Linked DNA regions of Mus musculus: region 2 is linked to region 1. The links are chromatin loops, found by intact Hi-C in ENCODE. Cell type or tissue: heart. All regions are shown on one strand.

Region 1 (8,000 bases):
GGAAGACGCTGAGCTGTGACTTATCAATTGGCCCACAGAGCCTTAGCTGAGGGCTGGGCTGTAGAGTTGAGAAGAGACCCAGAAGCACAGCACATTGAGATGCAAGGCTGTGGGGTCAGCAATGGGGCTCTTCTGCCAACCGGAAAGGTAGCCCAGACCTCTGTGTGACAAGTTTGGCAGTGTCTGGGGACCTTTCCCAGAGAAGTATGGGATGGGAGCACAGCAAAGGCTGGCCACCCTGCCTTTGTCCCATCAGCACCATGCTGTGTGCCTGCTGTTGGCAGAGTCACCTGCCTGGAGATCCCAGCTAAGCCTTGACACCCTGCCCTCGCTTGCTGTCACCAACATGAGCTGCTGAGGTGGGCTAGGCCATGCCCTTTGTTTGTCTGCACTGTATCTCCTTTCAGTGCTAGGTGCTGAAAGGTATTTTGTGGTCTGTGGGGTAAGAATGCCCCTTTGCCCTTGCTGCCAGGCTGGGCCATATCTCTCTGGTATTCAAACTGAGGAAACTTCAGCTAGGGTAGCTGGCAACTTAGATTGCAACAGAAGCAGAGACTAGAGGAAACTTGGTGCTGAGCTCATACATTATCTCCTAGGCCCTTGACATTGATCAAGTCACTTGGCTGATTTTTGCTTCATATAAATTTTGCACTTGTATCTAAGCATGAGCAGGCGAGGATATCACTCTTGGGGGTTTGTAATGAGTAACACCGAATGAGTTGTCGTTCCTCATTTGCCTTGTCCTGCTCAGAAAGAATGTCAGGAGGCTGAGTGGGGCTCGCTGCTCCTTCCTGTGGGCAGGGACCTTACAGCATGAAAATTCACACATACTTGTACACACATGCACACACACATACACACAATGTGCACACACAAACTAGCAATGTGGGTGCACACACTCATACACACACGTTCATACACACTATTACTTGGGGGGAGAGAGAGAGAGAGAGAGTTAAGGGGCTTGGTAAAAATCCTTTAGGCGGCTGGAGAGATGGCTCAGCAGTTAAGAGCACTGACCGCTCTTGCAGAGGACTGGGGTTTCATTCCCAGCATCTGCTCGCTCATTCACAACCATGACTCCAGTGCCCTTTGCTGACCTGCGAGGGCACCAAGCAAACACACACATGAGACACAGGCAAACACGAAGGCAAAACATTCAAACATAACACAAAATCAAACAAACTGTATTAAGCTTACTTAAAAAGGAAGGGTGGAGGGGGAGAGGAAGTGGAGGAAGGAAATTTCAGGGAACATTCCAAATGCATGTCACCGCAGGAGGTAGCAAAGCAAGGCCCACATGTCCACCACACAGCTCCAGTCACAGTCATGTTCTTTCTGGTTTTGCCATGTCGCTTGTAAATTCTTCAGTGTTGTACAGAATATACCTGTAACAGATGAATTACTTCCTACAAGCTGTGTTGTCACACACCAAACAAGTAAGTCACAGTGAGTCTCAATGTCTTCTAACACCCGAACATCCTGTGTTTTCCTGTAGCCCATATCACACTGGATTGATATCGTGTGTGCCTGTGTGTGTGTGTGTGTGTGTGTGTGTGTGTGTGTGTAGGGAGAGGTCCACATCAGGTGCCTTCCTCAATGGTTCTCTACCTTATTGTTTTGAGGCAAGATCTCTCAGATGCCTGGGGCTCACCAACTCAGTGAGTGAGGCCCAGGGGTCCCTCTGCTCTGTTCCCCTCAGCACCAAGATTATCAATGTATAGAGATTTTCCAGATTTGACATGGGCACTGGGGATCTGAACTCAGATCCTCACACTGGCACAACAAGAAGTTAGTGCTTGGCTGGGGAACTCAGTGGTTAGGAGCACACACTGTTCCTATAGAGGACCCACGTTTGGTTCACACTGGGTTGGCTCACACGTGCCTGTGACTCCAGCTCTAGGGAGAGCCAGTGCCTCTGGACTCTACATGCACACAACCCTCACACAGATGTGAACAATGCACAATTAAAGACACCAACTTACATGAAGTAGTCGTCTTTTAAGTTTCTTTTAATAGGCGGTATCCTGCCCCACCTATTAACACAGTTATGTCCTTCCAAATTCCTTTGTTGAAGAGATTGTCTCTTTCCTTGTACAGGTCTGACATTTAACACCCAATTTACTGTCCCCACAAGGTGCTATTAACAAGGTCCTTTATCTTTTGTCTCAGTAAACAGGTCATTAAGCTATATCTGGAACTTAGGGTCAGAGTTCATCGTTTTTTGTTTTTTTTTTTTTTGCAAGACTACATCATTATAAAGTGCGCATGCTTCCTTTGTGGCACATAAGCCATGGCCCGTCTCACTGTTAATGTCAGGAAGGACCAGGGGTCTAACCCTTGTCCATCTGATCCATGTAGTATAAAGCTCTCCTAGCCTTTTACCTGATTGTCTTAGCAGCCATTAATCACTAAGGATTAATTACCCGTTTATTGTACTTCCTGAATGCATTACCTCTGATTATTCTATAAAGAATTTGCCCTCATCAACAAAATGAAATCTGCAAAGGAAAGGTGCAGGAACAGTGTTTTCTTTCCTTTATAAATTAACAAATTTATCAGTTAATATATTTTGAGTTCATACCGTAGAAACCACAAAAGATAAGCAGCGCATGCATGCGTATGTATTTGTGGTGTGTGTGTGTGCGCGTGTGCATGTGTGCATATGTATGTATGATGTGTGTGCACAGTGTGACAGAGGAAGTGGGTGTATATGTGTGTGAGAGTGTGCGTATATGTGTGTTTCATGCTGTCTCTACTAGCCCCTTCTCTGTCAGTGGCTCAGACTGAGTCAGGAGTTGTTCAGGTCTGTGACTCAGAAGGGACACAAACGGTGTTCTGACAGACAGGTAGGAGACAAAGGAACGGTCACATAAGGAACGCGTTTGAGGATGCACTGGTCAGCCCCGCTTCTGCTATGATGGGAGAGGTTAAGCTCTAACCAGCGAGCATTGACTTGGTAATGGGAAGGTCTTGGTGACCTTGATACATGGATATTGGGAGTGGATACATGGGAGTAGGCTTAGGAACATTTGAGAGATTACAATCAATGTGGAGGACAGTTCCAAGGAATTTTACTCCAAAGTGAAGTCCCTTATTTTAAGGGTATTGGAGAATATATCTCCCTCTAGGTCTAATTGTGTTTGTTTTATAAAATTCCACTGACAGATGAGGTTGCCCATAAGTAGGAGGGGGTGATTTTTCTTGCAGACTTTAGAAATCTTCACCTTGCAGGTTTGATGCTTATCTATAACATTAGTTATAGGGAATATCCTTCCTGACCATTTTCATTTGAGGGTTTCTATAAGCCTTGAATATATGAACATCTCTGTCCTCAAGAACATTTCTCTGACATTGAATCATTGAATGGGTTTTACACACACTTAGCTTTTAGACTATACTGTTCATATATGTCAGTAACGTATAAGTTTTTTTGTCTGAATATTTTAAATATAATATTTCTTTTCTTGTTGTCTTAAAGACTTAAATGTTTTATTTTTTAAGTGTGTGTGTGTGTGTGTGTGTGTGTGTGTGCACATAAGCTTATGTGCCCATGAAGGCCGGAAGAGGGCACAGGATGGATGCCCTGGGGCTGGAGTTATAGGAGGCTATGAAGTGCTCCACCCAGGTGCTGGGCACTGAACTGGGTCTTCTGCAAGAGCAGTACGATACATGCTCTTAACCACTGCACCGCCTTTCCAGCCCTCTTCTTGTTTTTGAAAAAGACTCAAGAAATCTTAACAGAAGTTTTAATGCTTACCCTGAGAGGTGAAAGAAGGCAGCAGAAAACTCTAGAACCATTCTGAACTCGATACCTGGTGGGCAACACATTTACATACAGGACAGGCTTTGCTGTATTAGTGGTGGAGTGAGCAACTGTGCTTTCTTCATAGCCAATGTGGGATTGGAACCTGTCTCTGGAGGCGCTCTCTTACTCCCTTCCTAATATACAGTCCATCGCTGACAGCTAGCCACAGGGCTCACCTCCAGTACCTGGCTGAGGATACGCCACTACCATTAGTAAGACTGGGGGCAGAACTCATGGGCTATGCTCTGCAGACCCAACGTAGGCAGTTCTCCTTTGTGTGACTGCTATCTTGTTCCTCATTGACAGCTCTCCTGAGACTCCAGTTTTAGAGACTGTTGACTCGTGTACATTGTTAGAGCCCTGGAAAGGGATCCACACAGAGGTTCTAGACAACTGCTAGGTAACAGCATTGGTGCTGTTTGTTACTATGAGGAAATACTATCTGGTTGCTAATGTTAATGTCTCCCTCGTTTCCCCGATCATAAAACAAAATTACTTTTTGCTGCCAAATAGTTCTTGTATCTGTGCCCCCATCTCTCCCATTGAAGCCAGCAGTACTCATCAGAAGGACTAAAACATCAGTCCTTTAGCTTGCCTTGGCCTTACATTGCAGCCACAGGGTTCATTTTTTTAAAAAAAAAATGTAAATCTATTGTCATTTTCCTACTTAAAACTGGCCAGTGTGTTTCTGTCCCCAGTCAAGATTGCTAGGAGGATAAACAGGACCAGAATCCTTACCAAGGTTCACAAAGCCCTTCTTATGGTCTCCTCGGCACCCACCACCAGAGTGCATGTTGATTGCTCACGGACATGTCAACACTAGGGTCTCATGAAGCCCTCCACCTCTGCTGGAGAGAGATGCAGTTTGCCTGGACAGTGCTGGGGCAGCAAGCACCTGCCAGGTTCCCGGAGTCAGCTCTTGAACACTGGGCCTGACTCTCTCAGTCTGGCGCAGAAACGGCAGCTATCTGCAGGAAGCTATGGTGAATGTTGCTTTACTTCCGTCTCTGGAAATAGGCCCCTCAAAACCCCAGCCAAAGGTCTAATGAGTCTTGTCCTGAGCTGTGACATCCTGCTTCAGACTCTACAAGCCAGGTACAGGAAGCCAAACTTCTCATGGGAGACAGTAATCAGCAGGTCACCAAGGGACAGAAAGCTGATCACAGGGTCCCGCCCTGCTCTCCTCACGCAGGGCTGCCATGACCTTCTTATGGGGCTCTGGAAACAGATCCTGCTATCATAATTGAGTCAGTAATAAGCCTGTTTGTCCACAGGCTTGGCATCCTTGCCTCTTCTTTCTCTTGTAGTCTGTTTTAACCCCTCACATCTTTACCTCTGATGCTGTGAGCCCCATGTGACAGAACCTGGATCAGGCTGCTGTCTCTCACATGCTGGACAGGGAGTACCCAGCACGCTGTAAGAGGGATGGGTCTGAGGTCAACATGGTCTTGCTGAGCATTTCCCAGTGTGGATCATCTGTGAATTTCTGTTTTCTTTTGATTAGAGGACAGACAGAACACAACATACTAGAGTTGGGTTGGAATGCAGGCACAAGAGGGTTGGAGATGCAAAGATTCCAATAAGGACCCAGCCCGTCTTTAACCCCATGTCACTTACTACCACTACCACAGCAATTTGAATTTCATAAATGCTGCTGTCACATTTCTGTTGGCTAAACTTGGTTGTACTAGGCTTCAGTAAGGACAAGCATCGCATCGCCATCACACTGTTTTATTGAAGCCAACGGTATTAATAACCCTGTCTGTCTTGAACGACTACACCAAGGAGGCTGGAGATGAAGAACCCAGGTCTCAGGCGTATTCAAAGGCCTGAAATGGTTTACATCCCATATGCTTGTGGTTCCAAACGATATGAGAGGTAGGAAATACTGAAGCCTACAGATGCCAGGTCAGATTAGTAGACCAGCAGGCTCCATCACTGCCTGCCAGAATCAATATGGCCCCCATTAGTCCTTTAGAAGCGTTCTCTGATGAGAATAACCTACATGAATTCCAGAATTAAAACACCAACACCAACAAACATCCTCAAATCAAGGAACTTAAGGAAGAGGAAAAGTAGCAGCTCAAGGAACTCGAAGATAATATTCAATAAATACAACAATAAGGCCGAATGGAATGACATAGACAGTCTAGGATTTGGGAAGCAAATTCAATGAAAAAAAATATTGAAGAAAACTCAAGCGGAAATGAATCGATCACCCACCTAGAAAAACACAAGGGAAAGAAGGCCTCACAGGAGAACAGAGTGACTGAAGGGTAGAATATTAACCTCGAGGATAAAGGAGAAGAATTAGACCGTACAAGTAAAGAATATGAACGTACTTTTTAAATGCAGGACAGGAACATCCATGAAACGTGGGACGCCATGAAAAGACCAAACCTGCGCAGTACAGGGATAGATGAGAGAGAAGAAACCTGCATCAACGGCACAGACAGGAGAGCAAACTTCCCCAAACTAAGAAAAGACACCAGAGGGATTCAAGGAGCACACAGAATGTCAAGTAGAAAAAAAAAAAAAATAGCTCCCCACAGCATATCAGCATTTAAACATTAAACATATAGAAAGAACAGAGAGTATTGACTGATGCAAAAGAAAAAAAGTTAAGTTACAGAAACAAACAAACAAGCCGGGTGTGGTGGTGCACGCCTTTTAATCCCAGGACTCTGGAGGCAGAGGCAGGCGGATTTCTGAGTTCAAGGCCAGCCTGGTCTACAAAGTGAGTTCCAGGACAGCCAAGGCTATACAGAGAAACCCTGTCTCAAAAAACCCCAAAACAAAACAAAACAAAACAAAACAAAAAACAAAGGTCAGAATAACAGTTGCTTTCTCAATGCAAACATTTAATTACTTATTTGTTTGAGACAGGGTCTAGCCTGGAATTAACTCTGCAGACAGACAGGCTTTGAACTCTCCAAGTTCTTACCTGCCTCTGCCTCCTGGGAACTGGGGCTGAAGACACACCGCACCACATTCAGCTCAATGGAAACTCTGAAAACAAGCAGAGCCTTGAGACCAGAAATGCCAACTGCAGACCCTGCAAAACTGTCTGCCATACTTATAAAAAGAAAAAAACTTACCATCATACAAACAGGCTAAAAGAATTCATGTCCTCCAGACCAACCATAAAGAGACCACTGAAAGCAGTACTTAGGAATAAAAAGAGGGATGAGCGTAGCCAAGGGATTCCAGAAGGAAAATAAATGAAGCTGTAATTACTGAAAGCCAAGGGGAAACTAAGAACACAAGCTGCAAACCAAACAGCAAAAGGACTGCAATACACACACACACACACACACACACACACACACACACACACACCTTTAAAGAATCACTTTACATATTAATTGCCTTACATGTCCAATTAAAGGGCACAGGCTGTCTGAATGGAAATGAGAAACAAAATGTATCTTTCTGTTGTCTCCAGGAAACTGCTTTACAGACAGGCCTCCCTTAAAGAGAAGGGATGGAAAACCACGCCCCTAATCAAATGGGACTAGAAAGCAAGCACTCATTGCCTGGCTAACCTCTGACAAAACAGACTTCAAACTGAGACTCATCGGAAGAGATCAAGGACACTGCGTTCTAATCAAGGGAACAATTAACGGAGAAGCACGGAGCTCAAACTCTGGCGTACCCAGCTCCATAAGACTTGGACTGCTGAAATGAAAGACACAGATTCGCATCGTGCTGTTAGAGTAAGGGGTGCCAATGCCCTGCTTTCTCTAACACGTCATCTGAACAAAAATATCAACAGAAAAACGGTAGAATTCATTGACCTCATGTCAAAGGGACCTAACAGATATCTATAGAATATTCCACCCAGACACCAAAATTCACATTTTAATCAGCAGCCCGTGGAAGCCTCTCCTGAATAGACCTCACCCTGGGGCACAAAACAAATCTCAAAAATTTCAGGGGGAAAAAAAAAGTAAAATAACTATTCTATCTGACCACAAAGTAATAAAACTTCAACAGCAAACAAGTATGTGCAGACTCCTGGAGATTAAGTAGTTCATTGCTGAATGACGAACAGGGCGAAGACGAAATCACAGAAGAAAGAAAAAAAATATCCTGGAACTAAACGAAAATAAAAACACAAGAAAATCTCAGGGATGTACTGAAAGCAGTCACACAAGGGAAATTCATAGCTCGAAGTGCCTTCTGAAGGAGC
Region 2 (8,000 bases), 160 kb after region 1:
TGCTCAGGGCTTAACGAGCTGCTGTTATTAACGAGTGGGTCATGGCGGGGGCGGGGTGGCGAGAGACTTGCCGACCATGGAGGCCTGGGTCTGTGAAATTTCAGAGGAAAGCCAAGGCTCTATCGGGGTCATTCGTGTGATATTTCGAATTAAGGCTCTGTGGTTGCTGGTGGGGCTAAAATAATAAGCTGTGATTAACAAGAGACCAGCCCGACTAAGGGGGAAACCTTTGCCTTACTGGGACAATTGATGTCACACTCTCACATGGTACTGATTTTGAGGGCACGAGGGGATGGATCTCAGGGATTGCCTAATTGGCAGTGTATTGTGGGGCAGGGTCTGTCTCTGTGGAGAGAGGCCACTCATGAAAGTGCAGCCTACACTGCATTAGGAACCCCAAGATTGAAGGGGGTCATGGAGAGAAACTGAGGCTTGGCAGGCACCATGCGGCAGGATCGGAGCACCTAAAGAGAGTCCAAGAGGTCACTGGTGAAGGTGGTAGCCTCAGTTGCTATGGAGACCTGGGGAGATGCAAAGATCATACAAAGACAGCAGCAGGAGGTATGGAGTGAAGCCCGCCTGAGGCTACAGGACAAGCCACATGAAAGAGCTGGAAAAGTGATGCTGCCCAGACCCGTGGGAGCTCAGAAGACTCTGATGAGTCCAAGACCTGGGGATTATAGGCTTTGATTTACACAGCGAGTGTTGGCTTTGCATTGATTTGATGGTGACTATGTCCTAGCTCTTCCCATTCAAATGAGAAGAAAGTACCTGATCTTAATTTAGAGATGACAGAGGGGAGACTCTAGACTTTTAAAGGGATGTTGGCTACTTTAAGGAGAATTTGAAACTTTAAAGCATTTGAATTTTTTATAGACTGTGAGACTTATAAAGTTACAATGTGGTTTATATTAAGATATTAACATGAGACATTGGGGGTAAATAAAAAAAGGAAAGACTATGGTTTAGTAGTGATGTTTTTGTGTGTCACGCTGACAAGGGGTCAATAATGCATGATTTTTGTCAACCAGACACAAGCCAGAGTCATTTGGGAAGAGAGACCCTCAATTCAGGAACTACCTTTGTAAGAATGGCCAGTAGGCAAGTCTGTGGAGTGTTTTCTGGATTAATGATGGACATGGGAGAGCCCAGTCTACTTTGTGCCAGATCACCCTTGGACAAGTTGGTCCTGGGTTATATAAGAAAGCAAATTGAGCAAGTCGTGGAGAGCAAGCCAGTAACCAGTGTTCCTCTGTGAATTCTGCTTCGGTTCCTGCCTTAGCTTCTATCAAATATAGACACGACAAAGCTGAAACAAACCTCTCCAAGACATCTGTGGTTAATGGTTTATCACAGAGACCAAACTAAAATAATGTAGCATGAAGCTGTTCTAAGTTAAAATACACTCAAGCAAGCAAAAAGTGCTTTGCCAAGTTTCATGTATACCCACTTGCAGAATTAAAATGTGAAGTTGGGGCTGGAGGCATGGCCCAGCCGTTAGGACCACATGATGCTCATGCAGAGAATCTGGAGTTAGTACCCAGCTCACTCATGGTGGCTCATAACCACCTGTCCCAGTTCCAGAGCATCTGACACTCTCTGAACTCCACAGGCACCAGGCATGCACATGGTACATATACATACATGCAGGCAAAACACTCAAACACATACAATAAAAATAAAAAAAAAATAAGTAAGGGATTTTTAAAATGTAATGGACCTTGTTTTCTAAAGGTGTTCTCAAAAGTTTCTCAATAAAGCAAATTACATTAATGTACATATCTTTCTTCTCGGAACAAGCGACAATCAACAATTGACTTCTGATCAAAAGTTCATTTTAAATACGTCACAAAGACACATAGTAACCTGTTATTGCAAATCAGATCTAAAAATGCCTATACTGCAAGTCTGTTGGGTGTTTGTTGTTGTTGTTTGGTTTTGTTTGTTTGTTTAACAAGAATTGAAGCAAAGGCAGAATCAGGCTCAGGAACTGGGCAGGGAAAGCATGTAGCATGCAGACATCCCAGGCCTTGAAATCAGGCAGCTGAAGCTCAAAATCCAGATGGCCCTTTGCAACCCAACTTCCACACAGAAAATGCCACGAGACACAGAAGCCACTCCTCGGCACTGCTGTGACAGTTCACAAGGGGCTGGGAAGCAGCTCAGTGCACACACAAGCAAATCAGAAGCTACTAGAAAGGAGGTATTTGAGAGGAGGAGGCCAACAACAGAACTTGAAGTACAGTTGATCCATCCTCCTCTTTAAACTACTAGGCAAGGTTAGAGTACCTGCCATCACCATCACTATCACCACCACCACCACCATACCATCACCAACATCACCACCACCACCACCACCACCACCACCACCACCATCACCACCACCACCACCATTACCACCACCACCACCACCACCACCACCACCACCACCATCACCACCATCACTACCACCACCACCATCACCACCATGACCATCACCAACATCACCATCACCACCATCACCACCACCACCAACACCATCACCACCATCATCATCACCATTGCATCATCATTACCATCATCACTACCAACCACACTTCTCTGACTTTAGCACCATTAAATGAGAATGCCTTCATTCACCTTTCTGTTGTTGAAACAAAACACCTGGACAAAAGCAACTTTCGCTTCAGTTAGGCTAAGCTAGATGACCCCACAGGCACACCCAGAGGCTGGCCTCCCAGGTGACTCTAGATCCCAAGCTGAGGGCTCAGACAAACCATCACAGAGCACAGGGCACTATAAGTTGCTTGTTCCTGGCTCTTTACAGCAAAACACACAAGAAACAAAATTACAACTCTGTCACGGTACAATTTCAAGAAGAACACATAAAGTTAAAAGCTTTTATTTCTTAACATTTTAAAAATTCCTTTGACTCGGAGAGGTTTAATTCGCATCCTCTGAGGAGGTCTCCCCGAAGAGTCCCACAGACACTTTGATTTTTCTTAGGCAGTACTTCCTGGGCACCTACGCAGGTGCAGGCGTCTAAACTCAGTTCTCACATAAACACTCACTGCACACATAAAGGACACAGCCACAGAGCTCATCCACTGTGTTCACAGAGACAAAGCCAGGAGCTTCCTGAACCCGATTCCTGCCCTTCTTGGTCTTCTTTGTCCTACCAACTGCTGTGGCACTAAAGGGGGAATTTAAACTGCAAATTAAAGCTTAAAGCCTTCCTGAGAGGTTTAGGCAGGGTTGGGGGGGGGGGTGCTCGGGAGGAGTCACACTGTGCACAGAGTTGTCACTGTTTATAAAGTTGGGGACTTTACCTTAAAAAACAGATGTTGGAACGGGAAGCCACTGGGAGTGGCAACGTGCCCTTCTCCACGTAGCTCTTCCTCCCTGTGACTGAGCAAAGGGTTCAAGGAATGAAACCTACCTGCTAATCAAGCACTGAATATCCGGAAGTGAGAGAAACGAGCAGACACAAGACAGAGCCAGGGGCCCTAGTGTCCTTCTCCACGTAGCTCTTCCTCCCTGTGACTGAGCAAAGGGCCCAAGGAATGAAACCTACCTGCTAATCATGCTCTGAATACGTGGAAGTGAGAGAAGCCAGCAAACACAAGACAGAGCCAGGGGCCTCGGGCTAAGAACTTTCAAGACACCTTCTCATGTGGACAAGATCCCATTTCAACAACTGAGGCCACAGAGCGGGAGAGCCTGAGAGACCACCAGAATTACAGGAACTTCTGGCAGGTATATGCTGGGCCCAGAGGCACATCTGAGAACTCAGCTAAAATGTTCTAGAACACAGGAGATGTGGCAGCTCCAGAAAATGTGGCTTCCTGTATGGAACAGAATTTAGCACGTGATTCCTTACACAGACCTACATTCTGGTCTCCTTGTCACACAAGCATGACACCTTCGGAACCTGAGGTGGGGTAAGGCCATGCTAAATGACCAAAAGCTGAGGAGAGAGCCAACACAGGGCAAAGAATCTTGAGTTCTCCAGCAGCTTAGCCAGTTAGAGCTGTCTTAATCAGGTTCTTTTTCTGCCAATGGCCTCAGTACCTTCATTTGCATAGTGTCGAGCATCAGGGTGGCCTGGAGGGGGGTATTGGTTCCTTTCCTGGAAATTACTCTTATCCATAAACGTCCTTATCCAGAACAACCCATTTTCCATCTGGATTTCCTGAGGAAGTGGCTGTGAACGCCCATCGCACACCCACGTGTACACATACAAACGACAATCTCAGACCGTCATCTCCTGCCTCTCTCTTCAGCACAATGCAACACTGTTGGCCAAAGCATATGATCGCCATCCCCAGATCTGGCAAGACATCATAGTACAAGGTCCCTGGAGAACGCCATCCGGAGCCAAACCTTCCACAACCCATCCTTTTCTCACCACATACACTGACAAGTACAGAAAGTTTCAACATTCTTTGTAATTGCATGGTATGGTTGAGTGTGATAGAGCTGGCTAAGGTACTCTGGGTCCCCGAACACGCTGTGAGCCCGCTGTCAACAGGCTGTGAGCATGCTGTGACAAACTATCCTATGGCTTTCTCCTCAGATGCAGACAGTGAGCTTTTCCCCCAAGGTCCCCTGGTGTACAACTCAGGGCCACTCTTGATTGGTTTTGTGTTAAGTTTTCTCACAGATCAAAACAATTCCATTCTGTAGGGAAGGAAGCTCTTTGAACAGGAAGGTAAAGAGCTCAAAAGAGCTATAGGAAGTCCCTGAAACTGACCAGACTCACTAGGTCCTCCCTTGACACAGAATAAGGAGAGAAAAAAAAAAAGCTGAGAGTCCTATCAGAAGCCAAGCTACAAAAAGACACTCAGACCAGCTGCTGTAAAGACACAAAAAACCAGACACATTGCCTGGAAGAATTTTAGACAAGAGGCACCTAAAAAAGATGCCCTCTAACCTGTTGAGGGGCCTGCAGGCTGTGCAGTGTGCTCCACGTTCCTAGGTCTGTGAGCTGCCACCCATGCTTTGCTAATGCATATCCTGGAAGCACCCCTCACCCACACACTTGTAGATAATGCCAATAGAACTCACTGGGTCACCCAATTGGACTTTGGTTGTAACTCTGCTTTGGTCTGTCACGGGCATGTGTTCCATCTTTCCAGGAAAAGTTCTGTCACATAACCTAATTGTCCCCTGCACAGGGGCATGACGGAATCAAAGAGGAGTTGGGGGAGGCTATGGGTAGCAAGGCCTGCAACTCAGCTGAGAAGCCTGGGGGTGAGGAGGCATCCGAGGAGGAAATTCTGGTAAGAGTTATCCTTTCCAATTTGGTATGTGTTGGTGTGCCTTTGTGCTATAATAGCAGTTGCATGGTTCTTGCTGTGGGTACTGAGACGGGCAACTTAAGCTGAATCACCAGGATAAGGAGTGTCTGTAGGAGGAATCCCAGGATGGCAGTTTTCATCCATAAGGTACCTGGTGGCAGGCCTGCCTGATGACTGGGATCTACCACATGAATGCAGAGATGCCTCGAAAACAGTTCCAGGTTTACAGGAAGTTTTGTCATCTTGACATGAATGCACAAGGGCCGAGGCAATTGGCACTCAGTGGTGGGGGTTGCCCGGCCTCTGTTGTGTATAGTTAGGAATGCATCTGAGGCCAAGATGGTGGCCAAGTGGGAGCTTGTTTCTGTAAAGAAGCAACTGCAACAAGAGAGGGTGATGCGGTAGTGTCCTCTGTGTTAGTCTCTTGACTTGGCAACTAAAATAAATAAACAGGGATAAGCGAGAGATGGTAAACATGGTAGGAAATAGTCCAACTGTTAAAAATAAAAAGAGGAAAAAAGTGTGGTATCAAACATATACACGGGGGCCTTAAAAATGGTCCCATACAAGAATCTACAACAGCAAGGAACTGGGAAATACTGCGCAAACCATCAGTAACAGAGCCTGTCCCAGGCTGTCTCGTGCAGCTGTGGCACACCAGAGTGGATAGGATCAGACTGGTGGCCATGGAAGCAGGAAAGCTGGGTAATATAACGTGAGGGAAGTCAGTACTTGATGGAGACTGGCTAGTTAAAGCCATTAGAAACACCTCCTATCTTCTTCTGAGATCCCCACCAATTGCAGGAGTTAGAGGACCACACAGGAGAGGCAGACGCTCTTGAGGGAACTAGAATAAGAGGAGCTGTGTTTGAACCCCAGCTCACGGGGTCTGACAGAAGTGTGTGCACAGGGGAGTTAAAGACAAGGTTGATGGAGGTGGTGTGGGGCTTCTGGTTGGTGGGACTTTATACGTCAGGAAAGGTTTTCTCAGCTCCCAGTGACTCAGACCACCATGTAAATGATATCTACAAAGTAAAAGAAAAAGCAAGAGGAGTTGTTAAAAAGGAAAGGTAAGGCAAGGGGAGTGGTCTGCCTGGATTATTCCAGGACAAACGTGGCAGGATTTGCGCTCAGATACAGGGTTTTTAAAATGACCAAAACAAAACAAACAAACAAACAAACAAACAAACAAAAAAAAACGCATGCTAAGAGGCCTCTGGGTGGCTTGAAAGCCTGGAGAACCGTTCATGTGCAATAGAACAATACAGGCGAAGATGATTACACCTGTCCCAGGGGTGGGAAACTATACCCCAGACTAAGGAGGGTGCAGTTTCCTCCAGCAAAAGGCTCTGCTCGGGGTGGAGGCAGTAGGTAGGAACTCCCCCAACAGCCATATATAGTGGATGGAGGGGTAACAGCTACGGCCACCCAGAGCCTTTCTGATTCAGGAAGCCAGCAGGTGCAGCAGAGGGAGAGAGCAGGGCTTATTCTCCTTGGCTCTGAGGAAGTCTGAACAGATTAAATGGGGCCCACTGCGTTCATAAAGGGTGGAGAAATGTAAGGAGACTCCATGGAAGAGCAGCTCCAGGATATGTAAACGTAATGGCTCAGAGAGAATGACTGAAGGCTACAGGGAGCTAATTAAATTAGTACCTTCCTAGCCATGCTTCCACAGAGGAAGTAACTGACACGAACGGATGGAACCTCCCCGTGCTGTGTTAGACCTTGCTTACGTTTGACTTTAGCATCGTCGTTGTGCACCGCCTTTGCGGAGAACAGATGATCACAGGCTTTCAGAGTTGCCTCTCCGAGGTTATCTCTTCCCACTGTGTATTACAGGAGGGTGGTTTAGGATGCCATCATATCCTGCCCATGCTCGGGAAAAGGTTGTTATAGAAGTAACATGATGCTAACCTCCAAGTGGTGTGCAGATTTGGAAGGCCATTGGAGAGGCAAGCGTGCACAGTCTCCACTGCTTACCTTGTATCCCTACTGGGGCTGGAGTAGCTGAAAGGAAAAGAAATCTAAAAGGCATCTTACACAGGTGAAAAGGGACACCAGCAGAGGCCATAAGGATACTGAATGAAAACTCCACTGCCAGGGGTGGACTCCCTCCTATGAGTTGTTGGCCAGGGAAGCCCCTGAGACTCTGGAAACCATAAAAGTTGTTGTTGCTGCTGTTGGTTGTACACCAGTACAAGTAGACAGTAGAGCCTATTGCTGAAGACACCGCATATGAATGCTTTGACTACAGGACAGGGAGATGTTAAGGTGGGACTGGGATGGAAAGTCCCACCCTGTTGTCTGACTTTCATAATGGCTGGAGATTCTCTGGAGAACAAGAGACTCCTCACGGCACCCTGATCCTGTGGCACAATGACCAAGTTCTTGGATGCAGGTGGATAATGACACCCAGGGTCCCACCAAGGCTGGGGGATAATTGTAGAAGAAAGGATAAAAAGAATGTAAGAAAGGGTGTTCTATAACAGCTTCCTATGAGATCGCAACATCCCATCCTTCAGGAAGCAAACAGTTCAAAATAGCTTCAGGAAGTTCCTGAAACTTACAAGATCCACTAGCACCAACCCCACCACCCAACTGACCCCACCCCCACCCCCCAACCCCTCTGCCCTTCCACCCTCCACCCCTGTCAGAGTGAGCAATAAAAGTTGAGTGTACCTGTCAGAGAAGTAAAGCCAAGCTACAAAGACTGTGAGACCA

The links. Peaks named below come from ENCODE experiments on the same cell type or tissue, not always from the same donor. Only the 100,000 strongest peaks of a DNase experiment are listed, where the experiment ranks them.
Region 2: it touches region 1 in a loop (3-fold over the local background); 3 of 42 quality-filtered maps call a loop at or near these places.

What each region holds. Positions count from the first base shown.
Region 1 is chr17:49,982,439-49,990,438 of GRCm38, forward strand. No RefSeq gene overlaps it. Among named protein-coding and RNA genes, the nearest start is that of Gm52302, 48 kb to the right of the region's middle. In heart, no CTCF peak of the experiment used is centred here; DNase peaks (open chromatin) are centred at 313 and 4,873; H3K27ac peaks cover 2,224 bases.
Region 2 is chr17:50,139,341-50,147,340 of GRCm38, forward strand. All of the region lies in intron 2 of Rftn1 (raftlin lipid raft linker 1), which reads right to left. Among named protein-coding and RNA genes, the nearest start is that of Rftn1, 47 kb to the right of the region's middle. In heart, no CTCF peak of the experiment used is centred here; DNase peaks (open chromatin) are centred at 3,441 and 4,221.